3 separate regions of the Homo sapiens genome follow, and regions 1 and 2 are each linked to region 3. A link is a loop called in an ENCODE intact Hi-C map of the cell type or tissue named here. Cell type or tissue: PC-9. All regions are shown on one strand. Region 1 has its middle 25 kb from the start of LINC00606. Region 2 has its middle 53 kb from the start of SRGAP3-AS4. Region 3 has its middle 9.0 kb from the start of THUMPD3.

Evidence for each region. Peaks named below come from ENCODE experiments on the same cell type or tissue, not always from the same donor. Only the 100,000 strongest peaks of a DNase experiment are listed, where the experiment ranks them.
Region 1: it touches region 3 in a loop (20-fold over the local background); 2 of 110 quality-filtered maps call a loop at or near these places.
Region 2: it touches region 3 in a loop (2.2-fold over the local background); 4 of 110 quality-filtered maps call a loop at or near these places.

The regions. Positions count from the first base shown.
Region 1 is chr3:10,734,800-10,742,799 of GRCh38, reverse strand. No RefSeq gene overlaps it. Among named protein-coding and RNA genes, the nearest start is that of LINC00606, 25 kb to the left of the region's middle. In PC-9, CTCF peaks have their summits at 3,536 and 3,736 (motif pointing right); no DNase peak of the experiment used is centred here; H3K27me3 peaks cover 5,056 bases.
Region 2 is chr3:9,299,220-9,307,219 of GRCh38, reverse strand. It overlaps a transcript of SRGAP3 not described here. Among named protein-coding and RNA genes, the nearest start is that of SRGAP3-AS4, 53 kb to the right of the region's middle. RefSeq lists a silencer at 4,360-4,469. In PC-9, CTCF peaks have their summits at 4,201 and 4,452 (motif pointing right); a DNase peak (open chromatin) is centred at 4,509.
Region 3 is chr3:9,350,099-9,358,098 of GRCh38, reverse strand. It overlaps a transcript of SRGAP3 not described here. Among named protein-coding and RNA genes, the nearest start is that of THUMPD3, 9.0 kb to the left of the region's middle. In PC-9, a CTCF peak has its summit at 4,746 (motif pointing left); DNase peaks (open chromatin) are centred at 3,298, 4,498 and 6,158; H3K27ac peaks cover 4,202 bases.

The DNA of each region.
Region 1 (8,000 bases), 1.4 Mb before region 3:
TTGGTTTTAGTCCAGGTGTGATGGGAGCCAGTGATTGGAGAGCGGCTGCAAGATGATCGGATTTACATTTTTGAAGGCTTGTATTGATGACTGAGTACCTGCTACTAGCCTGTGCTGGAGTCACCATGGGGGCTGTGGGAGGATGACCTGATTTTAACAGGACTCAGGTCTTTGCCATGTGTGGGCCTAGAATCCGGAACTCACCAAGGCAGGAGGGGAAACCAGCCAAGGTTCCCAAGGGTCCTAGACCCTGAGACTGTCCTGGGAGGCATGGCTGGCCACTTCCCAGCCCCAGAGCTTCCCTGAACCCTGGCCCCAGGCCCCCCAGTCCCCCTGTGGCCCAGGCAGTTGGTGTAGGTTCCCCAACCGCTGGCAGAGCGGTGAGAGAAAGGATGAAGGCTGAAGGCTCCCAGTGCCCACAGCCAACAATCGGGCAGGCTTCCCACATCCAGGCTCCAGTCTCAGGGCAACTCAGTTTTAGTAAGGAGACTGGTGAAGGGGGAGGGAAGAGGAGAGGAAAATGGGAGGAGGAGAGTGAGAAGAAGGAGAGGGAGGAAGAGGAGCAGCGGGAGGAGGAGGAGGAAGGGGAAGAGGAGGGAAACATCACAGCTTCAGCTTTCCTGGAACTAAATTTCAAATTCTATGCACGACTCATCCTTGGGGGAAACTATGTCAGAACCCTTCAGATCCATCAGTTTTAGACGCCTACAAGTTTTAGGAGTTGGAAACCAAGTAGTTTTAGAAAAAAATCTGTCCTAGTTTTGTAATTGGCTCCCAGGGCCCTGCTCAATGATTATTAAAATACTGACATGAAATCTCTGAGAGAAATTGCTCTGGGCCCTCTATTTATCATTTGCGTCGGTGAGACAAGTGGAGGCCTTTCTGTGGTGTGTCAGCTAGGGTACGTTTCAATGTCAGATAATTAACTTTAGTAAGAAAGAGTCAGATTTGCAAAGGGACTAAGGCCGAGACTCTGGTGGCCCTTGCTTAAAGGAAACTTGCTGAACAGAACTCAGGGCCTCAGGATGTCGTGGATCTGACTTACATTGTTTGTTTGAACAGTGGTTCTGAAGGTGAGGTCCACAGATCCTTCCCTATTCCCAAAGCACATGGAGAGGCTGCAGGGGATCCATGAACCTCCTGAAACTGCAGACAAAGTTCTATTTGTTTGGGCTGCTGTGTATTTTTTCCAGGCCAGTGGTTCTCTCAGTGTGAGGCCAGTGGTCATCTTACCTGGAAGCCTGTTAGAAATGCATATTCTCAGGCCGTACCCTAGACAAGTGGAGTCAGAAACTCTGGGAGTGCAGCCCAGTAACCTGCGTATTAACAAGCTCTCCAGATGATTCTGACACATGCTCAAGTTTGATGCACGTGAAAGCTATGCTCTATGGTAGGAGACAGCCGCTAAGAGTGGGGACCTGGGATCACACTGACCTGCGTTCAAATCTCAGTTTGCCCACTCAGCAGCTGTGTGGGCCTGTGCGAGTTCCTCAACCTGTCTAAGCTTCTGTTCCCCCATCTCTAAATTGGGATAAAACCTTGAAATACGGGGGACTTTTAATATAGCAATGATGACAGACAGCTTCACAGTCTCCATCAAGTGACAGATTGATGATGATGATGATGATGATGATGATGATGATGATGATGATTATGATGATAATGATGACGATGATGTTTTTTGAGGAGGAGAGTGACATGGACAGAAGTGTGGGTTAGAAAGATGCTCTATCAGATGGCTTAGACACCTGGCAGGGTCCCCAGGGACTGGGGTCACAGCTGAGCAGCAGCGGTAGGAAGGGCCATCTTCCTACTACATCAGAAGGCTGTCAGAGATCCAATGGACAAGACCGGCAAATGATTCCGTTCATTCAACAAATATTCACTGAGCACTTCTGATACGTCAGGCACTGTTCTGGATGCTGGGACACAGATGACAGAGTCCCTGCCCTCAGGGAGCTCTCATGCATGCGGGAAATAAATTCAATGAACAGGCAAGCTCATAGATGAATGAGGGTCTCAGAGCACAGCCACCGCTGGACAGGGTAGTGAGGTAGCGAGTGACAGGGGTCAGTAGGGTGGCCAGAGGAGGTGACATTGTGCAGAGAGTTGAATGATGAGGAACAGCCAGCCAGGAGAAGACCCTGGGAAAGAGCATGCAGGCATAGAGGGAACAGCCAGTGCAAAGGCCTGGAGAAGGGAATGGGCTTGGTGTGTTAGTGGGACAGAAAAGGGTGCGGGGGCCTGAAGAGTAGCTCTGAGCGTCTCCAGGGTATTGAAAGTTCTCAGCTTTCTGGGACTCCACTTCATCTGTCAAATGGACTCCTCTGAAGAGCCGTCATGAGGAACTGATGATGTGATGAGTATAACCACGTCTGGCACATAGTGGGCACTAGGAAAATGTACGCCATGGCCCCGCAATGGCCAGTTCAATCTCCTTCATGTCATTGCATGAGGATTCTAGCTATCACAAACAAAACCAGCTTGAGCATTGGAAATAAAAGTCCTGATAGTTTTAGGTCAATATCAGGTGTTAAATAGGAGGCAGTTTTCTGCAAGCAACAGATATTCATTGAGCATCCACTGAGGAAGATGCCCTTGGGGATAGAGAAGTGGAAATATCTCTGACCCCTATTCATGTCCAGGCCCTGCCATGTAGTAGCTTTGTGGTTTGGGGAAGTCCCAGCCCCCTGAGGGCAGCAGTCTCCTCTGAAGGGAGGAGAGGTTTCCAACAATACTTTAGCATTAGAAAGTATTTACGCAGTCAAGCTCTCTAGAACATGCAGTGATGGGTCCAGAGATGACCTTTGACAGAACTGGGGACCTTCTGCAGTGAACAGCAGGGAAGGTAGGGAGCATGGCATGGCAGGTATGGATTATGAGAAGCTGCAGACTCCCTGACTGGAAGATGACTGGTGAGGTTCCCTCCTTAACTTCACTGAGCCTTAGTTTCCTCCACTGTAAAATGGGTATGATCCCAGTATCCAATGTCTATGGGCAGCGGTGGGGATTAGATGGTGTCATGTTGTACAATTCTTAGCACAGTGCCTAGAACAAACTAAGCCCTCACTAAATGTCAGCTTCTATTAATATTCATATCCATATCCATATCCATATCCATATCCTTGTCATCAACGCTATTATCAGCAGGGGAAGCTGTGCCTCAGGGCTGCCTGTGCCTATGCCTGCCTTTGTGGCCAAGTAGGAGGATAGCCCTCTGTCCGCCAGGTCTAGACTGAGCGGAAGCCCTGGAAGAGAGGGTAGTGATGCTCCAGCTGTGAGGACAGAGGGGCAAGGGGCTTTAGAGAACAGGGCAGTGGCAGTGGGAATAAAAAGGAGCTGAATTGTGGTCACCTGCTCCTGGAAGACTTCCTAGATCACTTTGGGTGCTCCCAGAGCCCCTTGCACTTACCTTCAGGAGGCAGAGATCCTGCTGTGGTGTGAGAGCCTGTGCCTCCGTCAGCCTGAGGGCTCCTTGAGGCTAAAGCCTGGCCATGATCTACCTGTGTACTTCCAGGGTCAAACTCGGTACCCGGAACGCAGTGGGTGCATGAATGAACAAACAGATGAATGAATAAAATGAAGAACACATGCCCAAATGAATGGAAGTAGGTGGGCTGGCTGGTCCAAGGAGGAGTAAATTTGGGAATCGGAATCGGGCGGGCAGAAATACTTGTCTCTCCCCTGGAAGATCTGCACTTAACGGCAGTTGCGCCTCTTTCATTGGACACCAGGGGGCGCCATCACTGCAGAGCTGGCACCGGAAGGCTGAAGGGATCGGAAGGCTGAAGGGATCAGAACGCCTCAAGTAACGCCGACCTGATGGTTAGGGCGGAGGGACCCGGTTCTTCCAGGACACAAACCAGCCTCCCCTTAGGCCCAAGTGGTGGATTCCAGAAGGAAGAACTTGCTGACGACGACAATCAGCTTGCAACAGCGGCGGCGAGCTGCGCGTGGCTGCAGGTCTCTAGAGTCCACCCCAGGCCCTTTCCCGACCACCTCTGGGGGCGCTGGCGCTGTCCTCTGTCTGTTGTGCGAGGAGTCCCCAGGAGTTTCACCGGCCTGAGAGGGAAAAGGGGGCCTTCGACCCTCTTCAGAAAGTCCTTTCCTTTCCACGAGTAACACCTTCATCAGGTAACAACGGCGAGAAAACTGCCCAAAAGCACCTTCGGGTTTGTATAATAATTTCAAATTTACAGAAAGCTGCCGCAGTAGTAAAAAGAGCTATTTCCCCCAAGCCATTTTAGCGGGGAAAAAAGTAAGTTACTAACGTGATACTCCACCACCCCCCAAATATTTTGTGGATATTTCTTACAAATGAGGACATTCTCTACCTAACCACAAGCACCAAAATCAGGAAATTTACATCAATGCATTGTAACCACCTAATCCTCAGACTCCAGGCAAGTTTAACCAGCTATCCCGATAATGCCTTTCAGAGCAAGGGATTCGGTCCCGAATCCTGCACGGCATTTAGCTGTCATTTCCCCCTAGCCTCCCTCATTCTGGAACAGCTCCTCAGTCTTCCATAGACTTGCACAACCTTGATGCTTTTGAAGATTTTAGGCTACGTATGTTGCAGGAGGTCCCACAGCTCCAGTTTGGCTGCTGTTTCTTTCTTATTGGGTTCAGGTTGCCTGTTTTCAGTAGGAACATCACAGAAATGATGCTGTGTTCTCATTGCGTCCTAGTGGGTAGCACACAATTTCTCTTTGCCGCATTACTGGTGCAGGAACGTCAATCGCCTTATTAAGGTGGTGTCCGCCATTTTTTCCTTAGTTCTTCTTTTCCCCTTTGTCAGCAATAAGTATTTTCTTGGGGAGGTACCTCGGAATGATGTCATTCATCATCAAAGTTTAGTTGTAGCATTCTTTGGGGATTTTTGCCTGGATGAAGTTGTTACTAACACAGTTGCCAAATGGTGATTTCCTGATTCCATCATTCCTCCTTCTCCTCCTCCTCCTTCTTTTGTTTAGAGTCAGGGTCTCGCTGTGTTGCCCCAGGCTGGAGTGCAGTGGCACAATCATAGCTTACTGCAGCCTCTAACTCCTAGGCAAGTAATCCTCTTGCCTCAGCCTTCCGAAGTAGCTAGGACTACAGGCACATACCACCACAACTGGCTAACTTTTTAAATTTTATTTTTTTGTAGAGAGAGGGTTTCACTTTGTTGCCCAGACTGGTCTTGAACTCCTGTCCTCAAGCAGTCTTCCCACCTCAGCCTCCCAAAGTGCTGGGATAACAGGCATGAGCCACCGTGCCCAGCCTCTGTCATACCTTCTAAATGTATCAGTTGGCAATCTAACTGTAAGGAAAAGATCTCTCCTCTCCCCACTCATCCATCCATCCATTCATTCATTCATTCGTATATGTACTTGGTAAGGATTCGTGGATTCTTGTTTTATTTAATGGGTTATAATCTATTACTGTGACTATTTCTTTTGACATTCAAATTTCCCTGGCTTTGGCCAGTGGGAGCCCCTTCAAGCTGGCCCCTCTGTCACTTTAACATGCCAACGTCCTTCCTTGAACATTTCCTTATTTTCTGGTACGAGATATTCTAGGCTTATTTAGTATTCTTGCACCTGCTTTCGGTGTTTAAAGGAATCATGGGTTTATTATCCTGCAAAGGAGTATTTTGGAAACTCTTTTCCTCTAACCCCCCCAGCCCTAGGAAACCACACTACACAGGAGGTAAGAGATTGGACTTTGTAGTAAGACTGATCTGGGTTCAAATCCCACGTCTTATCAGCAGTGTTTCCTTGGACAAGTCTGAAAGCCTCTCCTCACCTGTAAACCAGGCATTTGTAAAATGCTGCTGCTCCTTTAATATTCCCCCAGCACCACCATGTAGCCAATGGTCTGGGAAATTGCTGGAGGGGATTCCTTGATCTGCCTCAGAGGGTAGGGAAATGAGTGAGTGCCTCTAACTTGATTGAGCTCACCTGTGGTACAACATTACCTGTCTGCATTCCCACCTCATGCCTTCCTACAGGACTCACATTTATTCCCTGTCTTCCAGCTTGTGGAATGGCAGACGTTCATAAGAATGAGATAAATTTGGGTTGGTTCCAAGTCCTTGCTATTGTGAATAGTGCTGCAGTAGTCTGGATTAAGAAAATGTGGCACATATACACCATGGAATACTATGCAGCCATAAAAAAGGATGAGTTCATGTCCTTTGTAGGGACATGGATGAAGCTGGAAACCATCATTCTCAGCAAACTGTCACAAGGACAAAAAAACAAACACCACATGTTCTCACTCATAGGTGGGAATTGAACAATGAGAACACTTGGACACAGGAAGGGGAACATCACACACCGGGGCCTGTTGTGAGGTGGTGGGACGGGGGAGGGATAGCGTTAGGAGATATACCTAATGTAAATGACGAGTTAATGGGTGCAGCACACCAACATGGCACATGTATACATATGTAACAAACCTGCACATTGTGCACATGTACCCTAGAACGTAAAGTTTAAAAAAAAATGAGATAAATTTGGAGTTTTATGAGAGGCACCCCTCACATCTTAGTGCTGCACTGCAATGTGCTGCCCCTCAAGCTCAGCTGAGATAAAATATCTGGCCTGCAGTAAGGCTCAACAATTGATAACCCCTGCTATGCCTCTGCTCTTCAAATGGTCGAGTGAGTTGGGAAATGCTCCATTCCAGAGCATTATTGGAGATTTATCATAATGCAAGTTAGGATAATACAAACCCTACTAGTACAGACTCATAGTTTGCTTCTGGAAGGTGGGGTCTGTGCCTTCCTTATCTCTGAACTCTCCACAGTGCCAGCAGCTCAGAGCTTGTCACATAATAGATAGGCAGCAAATGCTAAACAGACCAACAATAGGCTCACTGAAGGGCTTGGGGTGTAGCCTGTGGAATCCCTGGAGTGGGCTGCAGACTGGAGACAGAGACCCAGGGAGGGTTTCAGGTATGGGGTGATGGAAGCTCTGGCTAAAATTCTCTCCTCCTTTCCCTCTGTTCTTGATGTTCTGCCTTTCAGTCCCATGTCTGTAGCCTCTCAAAGGCATCGCTGCATCTCTAACTGCCCTGCAGTGGTCCCAGCCTCCATCACCCCATAGCTGAAACCCTCCCTGGGTCTCTGTCTCCAGTCTGCAGCCCACTCCAGGCATTCCACAGGCTACACCCCAAGCCCTTCAGTTAACTTATTGTCTATCCACATCCATGCCAGCTCCTTAGTCTGGCATTCAAGACTTACAACTCTCCATCCTGTGGGCTAGTCCCATCCCCAGGTAGAACCCGGAATCCACGTTTAAGCCAGCTTGTACCAAGGAATCCTGCTTCACTGCAGGATATATTAATAAAACCACTCCTGGTTTCTTTAGATTAATATTTGATGGTATACTCTTTTCTATCCTTTCCCTTGAAGCCTCATTTGTATCTTTATATTCAAAGTGGGTTTACTGTAGACAGCATGTAGTTGGGTCTTGCTTTTTTATTGAGTCTGACAACACTTGTCTTTTAACTAGATAATAAGCATCATTTAAATTTAATGTGAATATTGATATAATTTAGTGTGAATCTACCATCTCACCATTTGCTTTCTATTTGTCCTATCTGGTCTTTGTTCATTTTCCCTCTCTTTTTTCTGCCTTTTTGGGAATGTTTTTATGCTTCTTTTTATCTCCCTTGTTTTTATCTCCCTTGTTAGCTTATTATATGCTCAATTTCTTAGTGATTGCTTTAGAGCATACAACTTATAACTTTGAATTTATCACAGTCTATATTCAAGTACGATTCTGAAAATATAATAATTATATTATGGAATATAAGGACCCTACAACAGAATACTTCATTTTACCTTGCTTGGCTTTCGTCCTATCACTGCCATGCATTTTACTTCTACTTGTATATAAACCATGTAATTTATTATTATCATTGCTTTAAATAGTTAATTATATTTTTAAAATAGTTTAAAGTATATTTTTATTACCTCATATGTTGATCATTTCCTGTACTTCTCATTCTGT
Region 2 (8,000 bases), 51 kb after region 3:
GGTGGATTGCTTGAGGCCAGGAGTTCAAGACCAGCCTGGCCAACATGGTGAAACCCCATCTCTACTAAAAACACAAAAAATAAGCCAGGCGTGATGGCACGTGCCTCTAGTCCCAACTACTCGGGAGGCTGTGGCAGGAGGACTGCTTGAGCCTGGGAGGCTGAGGCTACAGTAAGCCATGATTGCACCACTGTACTTCAGCCTGGGTAACAGAGCAAGACCCTATCTCAAAAAAGAAAAAAAAGTCATACAAGTGTGTAAAGAGCCGTGTATAATGATTACACATAAATATTTGAAAAACAAACATCTCGCTTATGAACGTATTTGAAAAACAAACATCTCTCTTAAGTCTCTAAGTTAAAAAAATACTTTATAGAATGACATGTATAATAGGTTGTCATTTTTGTGACTTTTTTTTGTGGCAGCCAGGAGATTGTGCTGCTCAGGTCAGGTTTAAGAGAGGACCTCCTCCTCAGAAATAGCACCACACATCTACAACCATCTGATCTTTGACAAACCTGACAAAAACAAGAAATGGGGAAGGGATTTCCTATTTAATAAATGGTGCTGGGAAAACTGGCTAGCCATAGGTAGAAAGCTGAAACTGGATCCCTTCCTTAACACCTTATACAAAAATTAATTCAAGATGGATTAAAGACTTAAATGTTATACCTAAAACCATAAAAACCCTAGAAGAAAACCTAGGCAATACCATTCAGGACATAGGCATGGGCAAGGACTTCAATGACTAAAACACCAAAAGCAAGGGCAACAAAAGCCAAAATAGACAAATGGGATCTAATTAAACTAAAGAGCTTCTGCATGGCAAAAGAAAGTACCATCAGAGTGAACAGGCAACCTACAGAATGGGAGAAAATTTTTGCAATCTACCCATCTGACAAAGGGCTAATATCCAGAGTCTACAAAGAACTTAAACAAATTTACAGAAAAAAATCAAACAACCCCATCAAAAAGTGGGCAAAGGATATGAACAGACGCTTCTCAAAAGAAGACATTTATGCAGCCAAAAAACACATGAAAAAATGCTCGTCATCACTGGTCATCAGAGAAATGCAGATCAAAACCACAATGAGATGCCATCTCACGCCATTTGGAATGGAGATCATTAAAAATTCAAGAAACAACAGATGATGGAGAGGATGTGGAGAAGAAATAGGAACACTTTTACATTGTTGGTGGGAGTGTAAATTAGTTCAACCATTGTGGAAGACAGTGTGGTGATTCCTCAAGGATCTAGAACTGGAAATACCATTTGACTTAGCAAACCCATTGCTGGGTATATACCCAAAGGATTATAAATCATGCCACTATAAAGACACATGCACACGTATGTTTATTGCGGCACTATTCACAATAGCAAAGACTTGGAACCAGCCCAAATGTCTATCAATGATAGACTGGATTAAGGAAATGTGGCACATATACACCATGGAATACTATGCAGCCCTAAAAACGGATGAGTTCATGTCCTTTGCAGGGACATGGATGAAACTGGAAACCATCATTCTCAGCAAACTATCACAAGGACAGAAAACCAAACACTGCATGTTCTCACTTATAGGTGGGAATTGAACAATGAGAACACCTGGACACAGGGTGGGGAACATCACACACTGGGGCCTGTCGGGGGGTGGGAGACTGGGGGACGGATAGCATTAGGAGAAATATCTAATGTAAATGACAAGTTGATGGGTGCAGCAAACCAACATGGCACATGTATACCTATGTACCAAACCTGCACATTGTGCACATGTACCCTAGAACTTAAAGTATAATAAAAAAATAAAAATAAAAAACAGCAACAAAAAAAATCTAAAAAAAAAAAAAAAAAAAAAGAGAGGACCTCCTGTGAGGGCTGTGGGTAGCTTCAGCCCCTCCCTGTTACACCGCAGCGTTCGCGTGGAGGTCACACTCTTCTTGAGCTGCCCTCACCAGTGACTGAGCACCAGGAGGACACTACAGTCCCGAAGCCTGAGGCTCTTCCTGCCCAATCCTTCCTCCCCTTCTCTCTTCTTTGGTGGCAGACCTGCAGCAGGGTCTGAGACTTTCTGGGCCTGCTCCTATTCCCTCACTCCTTTATCCTTCTTAGATGTTTCTTCCAATTAGTCTTTTGTATGTCTAATTTTGTCTTAGCGTCAGCTTCCTGGAAGGCCCAACCTGACATTTCTTTGTTCTCAGGACCCTGACATAATGGAGATGGAACAACCTCTGAAGGTTGTTGTGAGGATTAAATGAGGTATTGTTGAGAAAGGCTTAGCAGAAGGCCAGCACAGAGGAGGAGCTTAGTGATATTATTCCCCAGGTGAGCAGGTGGAGAATGGTATCTGTCAGATGTCAGTTTCATTAGCTGTTGCAACCCAGTGGACTGTCCCTGAATACCTGTCCCCTGGGAGTTTCTTCAGGAATAAGGGACTCAAAATTGGAAATGGGAAGCCCTGGGAAGATGCATCCCAGGCCCTCAGGGAGTGAGCATACGACCTCTGGAAGAAACTCCTGGTTTTGGGGAGGTCCTAGTGCGGAGGGGGAGAAGCCCAAATGGGAGGCTTTGAGCTTTATCCCTCACTGACAACAGCACCGGCCACTCGCTGTAGCTTGGAGGAGAGAGCCAAGGGCAGCAGAACATGGTGAACCTGGGCGTCAGAGTAAAATCCCAGCTCTGCCATTTACTACCTACCCACCAGGGCTGCTGTTAGATTTAAGATGCTAAAGATAGAATGCTGAGCACAGAGTGAATGTCTAAGACCTACTAGTTCCACTCCCCTCCCCGATACCATTTTCATTCTACCGTTCTTGTAACTACTCTGGGTTTGAGAATTATGGCAGGAGACTGTGCTAAGGAGCCAAAGTCTAATCTCTGGATTGCTGAGAATAAAAGGAAGGTCTGGGGAAAGAAAGGAGGGAGGGCAAGTGGGCATGAAGAAGAACAGAGCTTTCATTAGGCAAGTGTTTATGGGCAACCCCCACGTGCCAGGCTCTCTGCTGGGTGTTGGGTTATGCAGGTGATTAGGACACAGGCACTGTTCTTAAGGAGCTCAGGTGCTGAAGGGGAAGTTACTGTTGTGGACTAACTGGTCTGTAAGTCGTACATGGGGTCCCGTACCACAGGCAGGCACAGAGCTTGGCAGCAGTGCGACCCTGGACAGAATTGTTTGTGAAACGTCTCCCCTTCCAGACGAAGTTATTATAGCTCTTGTGATTTTGTGTGGTGCCTAGATTTCCCCCGTTGTACACTCAGTTCAGGAGTACTTACTCAAGTCTCACTCAAGGGCATGGGGACCCCAAACACCTTGTTCATGTGCACCCCAGGGCCCAGCACACTGTAGGCAGATGTGTGTTGACTGAGTGGTCTTCAGTTTCCTTATTTTAAGATGAAGATAATGTTGATCTTAACAGGCTGTTGTGTGGATTAAATGAAGTAATGTTTATCAAGTGTAAATCGCCTTCCAAATGTTATTATTGTAGACTTTTCAAATTGGTGCAGTCTCTTGTGGATTAAGCCAGTGACTTGAGCAGTCATTCTATACCTTCCTCATGGCTATTTTGAAGATTAAATAAATTAATATAAATAAAATGCTTAGAACAAGGCTTATCACATCACAAACACTCAAAAAGTGTTAGCTAAATCAACAAGGATAAAATTTCAGGTATGCAAGATGATTAAGTTTTAGAGATCTCTATATAGGTGTAGTATATAGTTAATACTGCTGTATTGTGTACTGGAAAATCCATTAAGAGGGTAGGTCTTATGTTAAGTGTTCTTTTTTTTTTTTTTTTGAGATGGAGTCTCACTCTGTCGCCCAGGCTGGAGTGCAGTGGTGCGATCTCAGCTTGCTGCAACCTCCACCTCCCGGGTTCAAGCAATTCTCCTGCTTCAGCCTCCTCAGTAGCTGGGACTACAGGCATGCGCCACCATGCCCAGCTAATTTGCGTACTTTTAGTAGAGATGGGGTTTTACCATGTTGGCCAGGCTGGTCTTGAACTCCTGGCCTCAAGTAATCTGCCCGCCTAGGCCTCCCAAAGTGCTGGGATTACAGACATGAGCCACCGCGCCTGGCACGTGTTCTTGCCACAATTAAAAACAAACAAACAAACAAACAAACAAATGTAAAGGAAAAAATATAAGTAAGAAAAAATCGAGGCAGTGTTACAGCTTGTCAGAGTGCTCAGAACAAATGCTGTATAACTTCTAGAATTTATCATCTACATTGGTTTATAACCATTTACTATTTCAAAAGTGGTGACAAAAGGTGGTGGTGGGAGATATTAGGTACTTTAAGTATTATCTTCGTTGCCATTCTTCGGTGTCATTTTACCCATTCGAATTCTGAGGTTCAGAGAACTGAAGCCCCTTGCTCGGATTGCAGAGCCTCTCCCCCTTGTACCCGGGAGACTGTTCCTAGTGGCTGTTCTGGGACATTCTCAGAGCGGTTCGCCAGGTGGCGCTCTTCCCCCGGGATAGGATCCGGCCAAGACCCACCCCGCGGCAGACGCTAGCCCTTCCTCACTGCAAGAACCTGGCGTTCTACAGCCAGCAGGGGTTTTGAGCGTGTCTAAGCTCTCATTTTAGAGGGAGAGAAATAAAGCTCTGCGAGAGTATGTCCCTGGGCTCAGAGCCACCCACAGGCTCCAGGTGGTGCTGGGGCGGAGTCCCAGTTTATCCAGTGACGAATCCCATTTGCCTCTTACCTCCCTGCGGCATCCTGACCTAGCTCCCCACGCCCACCTGAGCCCCTTCCTTGCAGACACCATGTCATGCCTGGCTGCAGCTGGGCAGAGCGAAGTGCTTCTCTGCCGAGCTGTCGCAAAGCTCCACTATCTAGGAGTAGAGCGAGTGTTTGGGAGCAGGGCAAGCGTTTAGGCAGGCTGGGGAGGGGTGAGGGGGATACCCAGGGACGCACCCTCCCGTTTCTCATTCGTCTCTAGCTGCAGTCAGAAGCAGTGTATGCACTGCTAAGGCCAGGGCCCCTGGAGTCAAACTGCCTTCGCGGAAACCCTTGGCCTCCCCTTACCCAGCAGTGGGCCCTGGGGGCTCACTAAGTTTCCCATCTCTAAAATGGGAATAGTAATACTTACCTCATTGGGTCACCGTGGGGACTCGGTGAACGTACATAAGGCACTGAGGACGGTTGTAAGCACATGATAAGCACAATAAAAATGTTAGCTCTCGGCAAGACGACTCACCAGCACCCTACCTGGATAGAAGAGTTTAGGTGAGAATTTCAGGATGATTCATCATACTCCTCGCCTATTCACTCACCCCACAATATCCTTTCAGAGTAACAACTGCCGTTTATTGGCAGTTATGCCAGGCAGTATGCGAAACCTGTGATTTCCATGATCTCAATTAATCCGCAGATCAACCCTGTGAAGTAGGTACTATTATTGTTCCTCTCTCATGGTTGAGGCTTACACAAGATTAAGTCATTTATCCCAGGTCACGCAGTTAATGACAGAAGTGCGTCCCACGCTCATTCCTGTCTGGTGCCAAAGATGAAGCTTTTTACTACTACTCAATATTCTACCTCCTCTTGAAGCCAGTTAAAAACAACAAACACAGCCCCTCAACAAACACAGGCTCCCAAAGGAGCCACAGGCATCAGCCGTGCTCACTGTAATTCTACAGGACCCACCCCTTACAGAAACCATGGTCTGTAGAGTGAGATTTCTTTCTGCTCTTACGTGGCACAAAAGAGAGAATTTTACAGATGTCTCCCTGCTCCCCTGCAAAGTGCTTTGACTGACACAGAGGCCTCTACACATTAAAGCTAAGTTAGCCATGGAGCCTTTAAGGGCCACCTTCCCCTCTTCCTGTTTCTTCTGAACCTCAAGGCCACCCATCTGGGCAGGCGGGGGACCTGCATCTCAGGCATGTGCGTTAACTTAACTTCTGGGCCATCCCGGATGTAATGCAAGGGCTCAGTGACTCAGGCCAGTCTATCTGGGATTTGTCCTCTCTTGGCATGTGAGAGTCTGTGCAGCATTGACATCTTTTGGCCATGAATGAAACAACAGGAACCAACCTACAAATGCAGAATCCCAGAAAGTCAGGGCCGGAAGAGGCTGTAGGAAGTTAAAAAACGAAACTTCACCAAGGGAAGGGTCTTGATGAGGATCACATTGAGAGGAAGGAAGGTGACCAGATTTAAGCCCTTTTTTAACTTCCATACCTTCCTGGTACCCTCTGCTCCCAGAGGTGCTGAGCTGGGAGGGGTGGGAGTGGGCAGCCAGGTTGCTAAGCTTGTGCATTCAGTCAGGTGTCTCTTTCTTCCCCTCCCCAGCATGTGATTATCCTCTAAAACAAGACTTCTCAACCTCAGCATAGCCCAGACATTTAGGGTTGGATCATTCCTTGTTGTGGCAGCGGTCCTGTGCATTGTCTGATGCTGAGCACAATATTTGTCCACTACCCACCACCCACTGGTTTCCAGTAACACTTCCTTCTCCCACTCTGTTGCATGACAACCAAAAATGTCTTCAAACATCATGAAATATCTCCTGGGGGACAAAATTTCTCCCCTCTCTCCCTTCTGTTGAGAACCACTACTCCAAAAGCAGACTCCTTCCTCCTTCCCTTCCTGGAACACATCTTAAGAGCTTGGTATATGCCATGCTTTGCTGGCTCATGAATCAAGCCCTGGCTCTGTCCTTAAACAATTCAGAGTCTAGCTGAGGAGACAAGGCCCACACAGGTGGCAAAGATGGGAAGCCTCTCCACAGAGACAAGGGCGAGGTGCCCAAAGGAGCACAGGGGCAGATGCCTCACTGTCTGGGGAGATGTGAGGAAGCGTCACAGAAGGACAGATGGCAATTTCTCAGGCAGGCAAGGTGGGTAAAGGACATTCCAGGCAGAAGAAATGGAATGTACAAAGGTAAAGAGTTGTGAAGTGTGAAGTTTTGGGGAAAAATATTTTAGTATGACTGTACTCCAGAGTGCACATGAGGAGAGATTAAGGAAAGGGGCTGGAGAGTCAGGCAGCACAAGTTGATGATAGTGTTGTTGGTGGTGGTGATGATGGTGGTGATGATGAAGATGATGATGGTGGTGGTGACGATGGTGGCTAACACATATAGAGCACTTAGCGTATGCCAGACATTGTTCCAAGTATTTCTCATACATTATCTCTTAATTTTCATGGCAATCCTTTGAGGAAGGTGCTATCATTACCTCAGTTTACATATGGGAAAAATGTTGCAGAGAGATGAAGTAACATGCCAAAGTCACATAGCTTGTGAAGGTTCCTTGTGAGCCCTGAGAAATTTGGCTATGGAGAGCTAAGGGTGTTTGTTTGTTTTTGAGATAGAGTCTCACTCTGTCGCCCAGGCTAGAGTGCACTGGTGTGATGTTGGCTCACCGCAACCTCCGCCTCCCAGGTTCAATCTCCTGCCTCAGCCTCCTGAGTAGCAGGGATTACAGGTGTGTGCCACCATGCCTGGCTAATTTTTGTATTTTTAGTGGAGATGGGGTTTCACCATGTTGGCCAGGCTGGTCTCGAACTCCTAAGCTCAGATGATCCACCTGCCTCAGCCTCCCAAAGTGCTGGGATTACAGGCGTGAGCCACCTCACCTGGCCGAGCCAAGGATCTTAAGTAGAGCAGCAACATGATCAGTGTTTCAGTTATTTTTAGCTGTATAATAAACCACCAAAAACGTACTTGCCTACCACCAGCGTTTTATGATAGCTCATGATTCTGTGGGTTGGCTGGGGCTCAGCTGGGTTGTTCTTCCACTAGTCTGGCTTTTGCAGTGGCAGTAACATGGTGGATGGGGATGCTAGTTGGGGCTGGATGTCTACTATCTTGAAGTTTCTTTTCTTTTCTTTTCTTTTTTTTTTTTTTTTTGGGACGGAGTCTCGCTCTGCCACCAGGCTGGAGTGCAGTGGCGCGATCTTGGCTCACTGCAGTCTCCGCCTCTCGAGTTCAAGCAATTCTCCTGCCTCAGACTCCCGTGTAGCTGGGACTACAGGCATGCACCAGCATGC
Region 3 (8,000 bases):
GTTTGAGACCAGCCTGGCCAACATGGTGAAAGCCCGTCTCTACTAAAAATACAAAAACTAGCTGGGTGTGGTGGCGTGCATCTCTAATCCCAGCTACTCGAGTGGCTGAGGCAGGAGAATCATTTGAACCTGGGAAGCAGAGGTTGCAATGAGCCGGGATTGTGCCACTGCATTCCAGTCTGGGAGACAGAGTGAGACTCCATCTCAAAAAAGAAAAAAAAAAAAATTTCAAATGGGGAATTTTGTGTTATGTGAACTTTTATAAAGGAAAAAGGAAACTTTGGTCATATGGGTAACTCATCATTTCCCTCCTAGACTTATATTGGGAGACTTAAATGTGATTAACACATTACCAGGCAAATAATGAAAATAAATAGTATCCTTAAGAATAAATACAATGAAAACAAAGCAAAGTTATTAAATTCTGGTCAGACACTGTTCCTTGCAAAGGCTCTTAGGCTCTAATGTAAGGCCCATTTTATACTCTTTTTTTTTTTTTTTCTTTTACATACTCCCCAGAAGAGTAACATTCTCTATTCCTTAAGGATAAATTATCAAGCCAGGTATGGTGGTGTGTGCCTGTAATCTCAGCTAATTGGGAGGCAGAAGTGGGAGGATCACTTGAGCCTAGGAGTTTAAGACCATCAGATGCATGCTACAATATGGATGGACTTTTGAAATATTATGCTAAGATGCCAGACACGAAAGACCACATGTCTTTCGTTGTTGAGAAATACCTACATGAAATACCTACATGATTTCATTTACATGAAATACCCAGAATAGGCAAATATATAGAGACAGAAAGCATAGTGAGATCCCATTATCAATTAAAAAAAATGTATATATATTTTGAGATGAGGTCTCACTCTGTTGCCCAGGCTGGAGTGCAGTGGTGCGATCTCAGCTCACTGCAGCCTCTGGCTCCCAGGCTCAAGCGACTCTCCCACCTCAGCCTCTGGCTCACACCACCATGCTTGGCTAATTTTTGTACTTTTAGTAGAGATGGGGTTTTGCCATGTTGCCCAGGCTGGTCTTGAACTCCTGAGCTCAAGTGATCTGCCTGCCTTGGCCTTGCAAAGTGCTGGAATTACAGGCATGAGCCACCACACCCACCCCCCAAAATAAAATAATATAAAAAAATACAAATTACAAATATTAGAGACAAACTAGCAATAATGAGATTTTCTTGACATAATGAGAGAGATTAAGTCATCAAAAGAAAATATTCTCTTGACCTGATTTGGTGTTATTTAATGCCTATCTTTGTACTATCTAAAATCATGTCCCAGGCTGGGCACAGTGGCTCATGGCTGTAATCCCAGCACTTTAGGAGGCCGAGGCAGGTGGGTTGCTTGAGCTCAGGAGTTTGAGACCAACCTGGGCAACATGGCAAAACCTCATCTCTACAAAAAATACAAAAATTGGCTGAGCGTGGTGGCTCACGCCTGTAATCCTAGCACTGTGGGAGGCTGAGGCGGGCGGATCACGAGGTCAGGAGATCGAGACCATCCTGGCTAACACGGTGAAACCCCATCTCTACTAAAAATACAAAAAAATTAGCCGGATGTGGTGGCGGGCGCCTGTAGTCCCAGCTACGCAGGAGGCTGAGGCAGGAGGATGGCATGAACCCGGGAGGCAGCACTTTCAGTGAGCCCAGTTTGCGCCACTGCACTCCAGCCTGGGCGATAGAGCGGGACTCTGTCTCAAAAAAAAAAAAAAAAAAAAAAAAAAAAAAAATTAGCTGGCCATGATAGTGCATACCTGTGGTCCCAGCTACTTAGGAGGGTGAGGTGGGAGGATTGCTTGAGCCTGGGAGGTGGAGGTTGCAGTGAGCCAAGATCGTGCCATGGTATTCCAGCCTGGGTGACAGTGAGATCCTGTCTCAAAAAAAAAAAAAAAAAAAGAAAAAAAAGTCCCATAAACAGGTCTCACGGTTCAGGAAATATCTCTCTATCCCATGTTGTTCACCGGTAGTATGTTACTGTGGTTTGAATGTGTGCCACCAAAGTTCATGTGTTTGAAACTTAAGCCCCATTGGAACAGTGTTGAGAAGTGGGATCTTTAAGCTGTGATTAGATCATGAGGGCTCTACCTAGATGAATGAATTAATGCTGTTATCATGGAAGTAGGTTAATTATTGCAGGAGTGGATTCCAGATAAAAGGATGAGTTTTGCTCCCTTCTCCCTCTCATGTGTGTTCTCTTTCCCTTCTGCCTTCTGCCGTGGGGTGACATAGCAAGAAGGCCCTCACCAGATGCCAGCACCTTGACATTGGACTTTCCAGCCTCCAGAAATGTGAGAAATAAATGTCTTTACTTTATAAATTACTTGTGTTCTAATGGAAGAAACAGATAATACAGAAAATATATACATCACATTTCTGTGGTAATAAGCATTAGGGAGAAAAATTAAGCAAGGTGGTTGGTGGACGGTGCTGGAGAGGTGGAGGAATATGTCTATTGTATGTCAGGTGGTCAGGTAAAGCCTCTTTGATAAGGTGACAAAGTAGACCCTGAATGAAACAACAGAGCAAGCTATTTAGATAGCCAGGAGGGGAGCATCCCAGGCAGAAGGCCTCAGCATATTCAGCAGGGCCTAGGAATAGCCAGGTGGCCAGTGAGGCTGCAGAGGAGTGAGCAGGATAGAGGTGGAAGAGAGATGGGATGGATACATCGTAGAAGTCAGTGTCTCACAAATTATCACCGTGCCTGACCAAAACAAACGAACAAACAGACAATCACTCTGGCTGCTGCCTGGACAATGTTAGGGAGCAGGAATGGAAGCAGTTACTAGGTGATTTCATTGGTCCAAGTGAGAGATGATGATATCTCAAACTAGGATATTAGGGGTGGGTGTGGTGAGAACTGTCAAATTCTGGGGTGTTTTGAAGGATGGGCTGTCATTGCTGGTGTTTTAGATTTGGGTTTGAAAAGAAAGGAGAGGAAGTTTGAGGGTCAGACTTAGCAGATTTGCTGGTTTAGAGTAACCATGTCCTGCTGACAGATGCATGGCCAAGAACGAGGCTAAACTGTCACAAAGTAAGTACAAGTGGGCACATATGCTCTTTATGGTTCTGGTTTATTACAAAGAAAAATGGTATGTTCGTTTATATCAGAAAGAACCAGATGACCTCCTTGGAAAATATTGACTAAAATGGATCTTGCTAGAAAATGCCAGTTTGAGACAGGTAACATTACATGTAGAAATTGAAGCCACTCATTTCTTTCTAACTGGAAGTAGTGGTTATATTAAACTAAAGAGTAAACAAGCATATGATTAAGTGTGATGATTCATATCAGATATAGTGACACAAATGAGGAGGAGCTCAGTGGTGCTTGTTCCCACAAACCTGGATATCTTTTTTACCTTAATGTCTTCCTATCCTTGCCTATTCTTTTTTTTTTTTTTTTTTTTGAGATGGAGTCTCGCTCTGTCACCCCGGCTGGAGTGCAGTGGCGCAATCTCGGCTCACTGCAAGCTCCGCCTCCCGGGTTCACACCATTCTTCTGCCTCAGCCTCCTCAGTAGCTGGGAGTACAGGCGCCTGCCACCATGTCCGGCTAATTTTTTTTGTGTTTTTTAGTAGAGACCGGGTTTCACCGTGTTAGCCAGGATGGTTTCGATCTCCTAACCTCGTGATCCACCCGCCTCGGCCTCCCAAAGTGCTGGGATTACAGGCATGAGCCACCGCGCCCGGCCTCCTTGCCTATTCTTAAAGTAAAACAAGGTCCTGGGTAGAAAGTCAGATAGCACAGCCACTCCCTTGCCCACCTTCTTCCTCTCCTGCAGAGAGAGGCAAGGACTGTTAGCCACTTCTGCTTTTCGTTTCTATGGTGATTACCTTCATGGCTCTAAAAGACACGTTTGTAGTGCCATTTCTTGCTTTTTCAATTTTTGCTATTATCTGCGGACTTTGTTATGGTACTTGAAGTTTAGCCTATTAACATTACCACCATCCTGTCGCCCCCTTCCTTCTTCTGCCATTATAGCTACAACCCAATGTAGTTTGTTCCTCTACATTAAATTTACCTTTTAAGTGTAAGGGATATATTAGTATTAAACATCTTCTTGTTCTGTCAGTTATGCACAGCATCTCTTGATCCCCCGCACTGTGAGACAAGGGTTTCATTGGCACTCCTGGCCTTTACCTCTCCTCCCTTCCTTGTACTCCCCAATCTATTTTGTTAAAAGAAGATCCCACTTGGCCAGTTGGATTCCTGTGGGGATGTAATTGAAAGAAGGATGCCCCTACACCTGCTTTTCATTCAGTACACTACTGAAATTCCATCTCCCCCAAGAAAACCTTTTGGGACCTCATTGAGAGATAAGAGATGTATCTATTAATATAATCTTATTAATGAAATAATAGCCTAGGAGTCCATGAACCTTTAACCCGAAGGACCTTTGTCCTGTCAGGTGTTAACAACTAGAGGGAAATACAATCAGCTTTGGCTGTGCTCTAAGCAAGCAGAGGCTTATTTACTTTTCCCGTGCCCTTTCAAGCCAAGGGCTATAAAACCGCTTTAGTAACATAACCCCTGTGAGAGCTTGTTGGTGGACTTAGTGCCATCACAGTAAATTTTCAAGAGAATGTATATGAAATTTATTCTTCTCCTTGAATTTCATGTTGATAAGTAAGTTGATTTAAAAGCAGCTCATTCGTTTGGAAAGGAACTGTATCCTTATAACTGAGATTACTGGAAGAAGGTCATGAGCTGGGGAATGCAGCACCCCTGCCACCTAGTGGTTCCTCCTGCTGAAACACTGCTTTTGCAAAGCACAGAAAACACAAATTGAGTTAGTATAGGAGTCAAATACAGCGAATGTCCTGAATCTGGGAAACTTCCATTCTCTCCTCCCTGTGTGATATCAGAGGAACGAAAAGAGCACTGACAAGGGAGAATGTTGTAGGTAAACATGGATAGCCATCAGGTCTCCTGCACAAAGGGGCAGCTGCAGGAAGCAGGAAGTGCAACAAATGAGCAAAGAAAGGGACAGGATCCCTCAGCAGTGGTCACTGCAGCAGCAACACGGTGCCAAAGGCAAAGCAGAATCACCAGCAAGATCAGCAGGGACAATGATGATAAAGCCACATAGGCTCAGCATCAACAACAGCCCTAGAGACTGTGGCCTTGGGACTGTAGTACTGCTTGATTCATGGTAAACCAATCAGGACACTCAGGGAACAACAACAGAAATCAGCATTTACAGAGCACATACTCAGTTGAGGCAGAGTTTTACCTGTATATCACATAATAGTCTATGGGGGTAGATATTCTTATTAGCCGTGTTATACAGGTGATGAAATTGAGGCTAACTAACTGGCCTAAAGTCACAGAGTTGATGAGACTTAGAGCCAAGATTCAAACGCACACCAAGGTGGCCTGACCCCAGCTGCAGAGCTCTTAACTACAGACATGCATTGCTAAAAGAAGGGGATATGATCCGAGAAATGTGCTGTTAGGTGATTTTGTCATTGTGTGAACCCATAGCCAGCTACACACTGTTAACAAAAGACCATGAGGCCAGGCATGGTGGCTCACGCCAGTAATCCCAGCACTTTGGGAGGCCGAGGTGGGTGGATCACCTGAGGTCAGGAGTTTGAGACCAGCCTGGTCAACATGGTGAAACCCTATCTCTACTAATAATACAAAAATTAGCCAGGCGTAGTGATGCGTGCCTGTAATCCCAGCAACTCAGGAGGCTGAGGCAGGAGAATCACTTGAAGCTGGGAGGTGGAGGCAGCAGTGAGCTGAGATCGTGCCACTGTGCTTCAGCCTGGGTGACAGAGTGAGACTCCATCTCAAAAAAAAAAAAAAAAAAAATGTCCATAACATCTGTGGAGGAAAAGGGGAGAGTTTTATTTTCTGTAAAAAACAATCTGCAGATTGGGGAAATGCAGCTTCAGGTGTAAAACAGAAGTGGGCTCTAAGCAGGGTGGAAAGTTAGAGATTATAAAGGCAAAAACTGCAGGACAGGGGAGGGTAATCAGGGGAGTCAGAAACAGAGTGTCGATTAGATGGCCTTAAAGCCCCAAATCACCAGTCTCTCTTAATTGGCTGGTTCCAGGTTGTCTGTTGGCAGGAGGTGGTCTTGTGGTGGTCAACTGGGGAATTCCCAGCTGCCGTTGTTTCCAGGAACTCTTCTTTGACTTGGTTGCAGAAAAACAGGTTTTGCAGCATTCTCTAAGGACACGAAGAGCTTGACTGCTCCCTCACCCTTCCATGGCCCCTTGGGTCTGTTTTTACTTTTGAGCCACAGAGAATCCATTTTGTCTGTTAACTGGGGGTATAATTTGACAACACCTAGGCTGTTTGATACAGCCTGTTGCTCCTAGGCTACAAACCTGACAGTATGTTACTGTATTGGATACTGTAGGCAATTGTAACACAATGGTAAGTATATGTGTATCTAAACATAAAAAAGGTACAGGAAAAATAGAGTATTATAATCTTATGGGACCACTTTTGTATATGCGGTCCATGCATTCACTAAAACTTTGTTACGCAGCACATGACTGTTCCAGGCTCTTCTTCTTCCCTCAGGGAGGAGGGAATATGGGGTTCAATCCCTCTAACTCTACTGACCTTATTGAGGGATGCTTGTGAATTGGGATCCCTTATTGAAGGATGCTTGTGAATTGGAACTCTAACGCGATTAAGATTGGTCCTAGATCTTCCACCAACTTGCAAAAGGATATTTAGCCTTTCAGGAACATTTTCTTTGACTGGAAAATAGGGATACAATGGTGACTATCTCATAAATTGCTGGGAAGTTTCACTGAGATAAGGTAAAATTTCTGGCACATGGCAAATGAAGTAGATTGCCTACAAAGGTTTTTCAACAATTCTTCTCATGGTTATAAGTACCACTATTGCTTTCTAGAAAAGGTGGTATCTCGGCTGGGTTTATGATTTACTTTGACCCCCTAGAATGTGGCAGATGTGTCACTGGCTAATTCCAAGTCTAGGTTGCAAGAGCCTCCTTTTTTCCTCTCTTGGACTGCTCTTGCCTCTATGTAAAGAAGCCCAGCCTGAACTCTTGCATGTTGAAAGACCACATGAAAAAAGAGGCATGAGGGAGCCAGCATCCTAGCAGAGCCCACCATCTGACTACAGTCACATGAGCAAGCCTAGGTGAGCCCAGAACTCACCTGCCAACCCCCGGGATGACAAGAAATAATAAATCACTGTGGTAAACTACTAAGTTTTGGGGTAGTTTGTTATGTAGCAAATAATAAGTTCTCAGTTAATGGTATCTATTAATATTATGGTTGGTGCTGGTGAGAAATTCAGCCAGCTAGCTGGCTCATCATTAGGCCACTGATTTTTTTTCCCTTTCACCAGAGTAGCTGGAAGAAAGAAGAGTTACATGTGCAAGTGAACACTGCTTATTACAGATGTGTCTGATCTCTTTATTAAAACAGAAAGACTATTCAGAAAGTCTATTCAGAAAGACTTTGTTAGCACCTCAAATTACCATCTACATTTGAAATAATGTGGAAGCATATTTCTTCAAACATAGTTACAACTCAGACTTTTCACTAAACCCATTGTACTGGGACCCTCCTAGCCATCATGTTGAAGAGTCTGAGGCATGGACAGGGACTTATCCATTTCATCCAGCATCTCAAAGCCCTGAAGATGATGCTTTACTCTAACCTTCTTCTCCTTTGCATTCCCCTCCCTAAATTATCTTTTTCTGTCCATACATATCCTTTCCCTCTCTCCTTGCCTTTCCTATCTCTTTTCTTTGTTGTGATGATTAAATAAGACCTTCCCTACTGAAATGTAAGCTCCAAGAAGGAGATTTTCATCTGTTTTGTTCTCTACAAAAATATTCTTTGCTTAGAAAAGTGCCTGGCACACACAAGGTGTGCAGTGAATATGTGTTGACTGAATTAAATTGTGCACGTAAAGCACTTAGGACAGTGTCTGACATAGAGTAGATGGCACTCAATAAATATAACCTATGGCAACTCAGGACTATAATAAATGA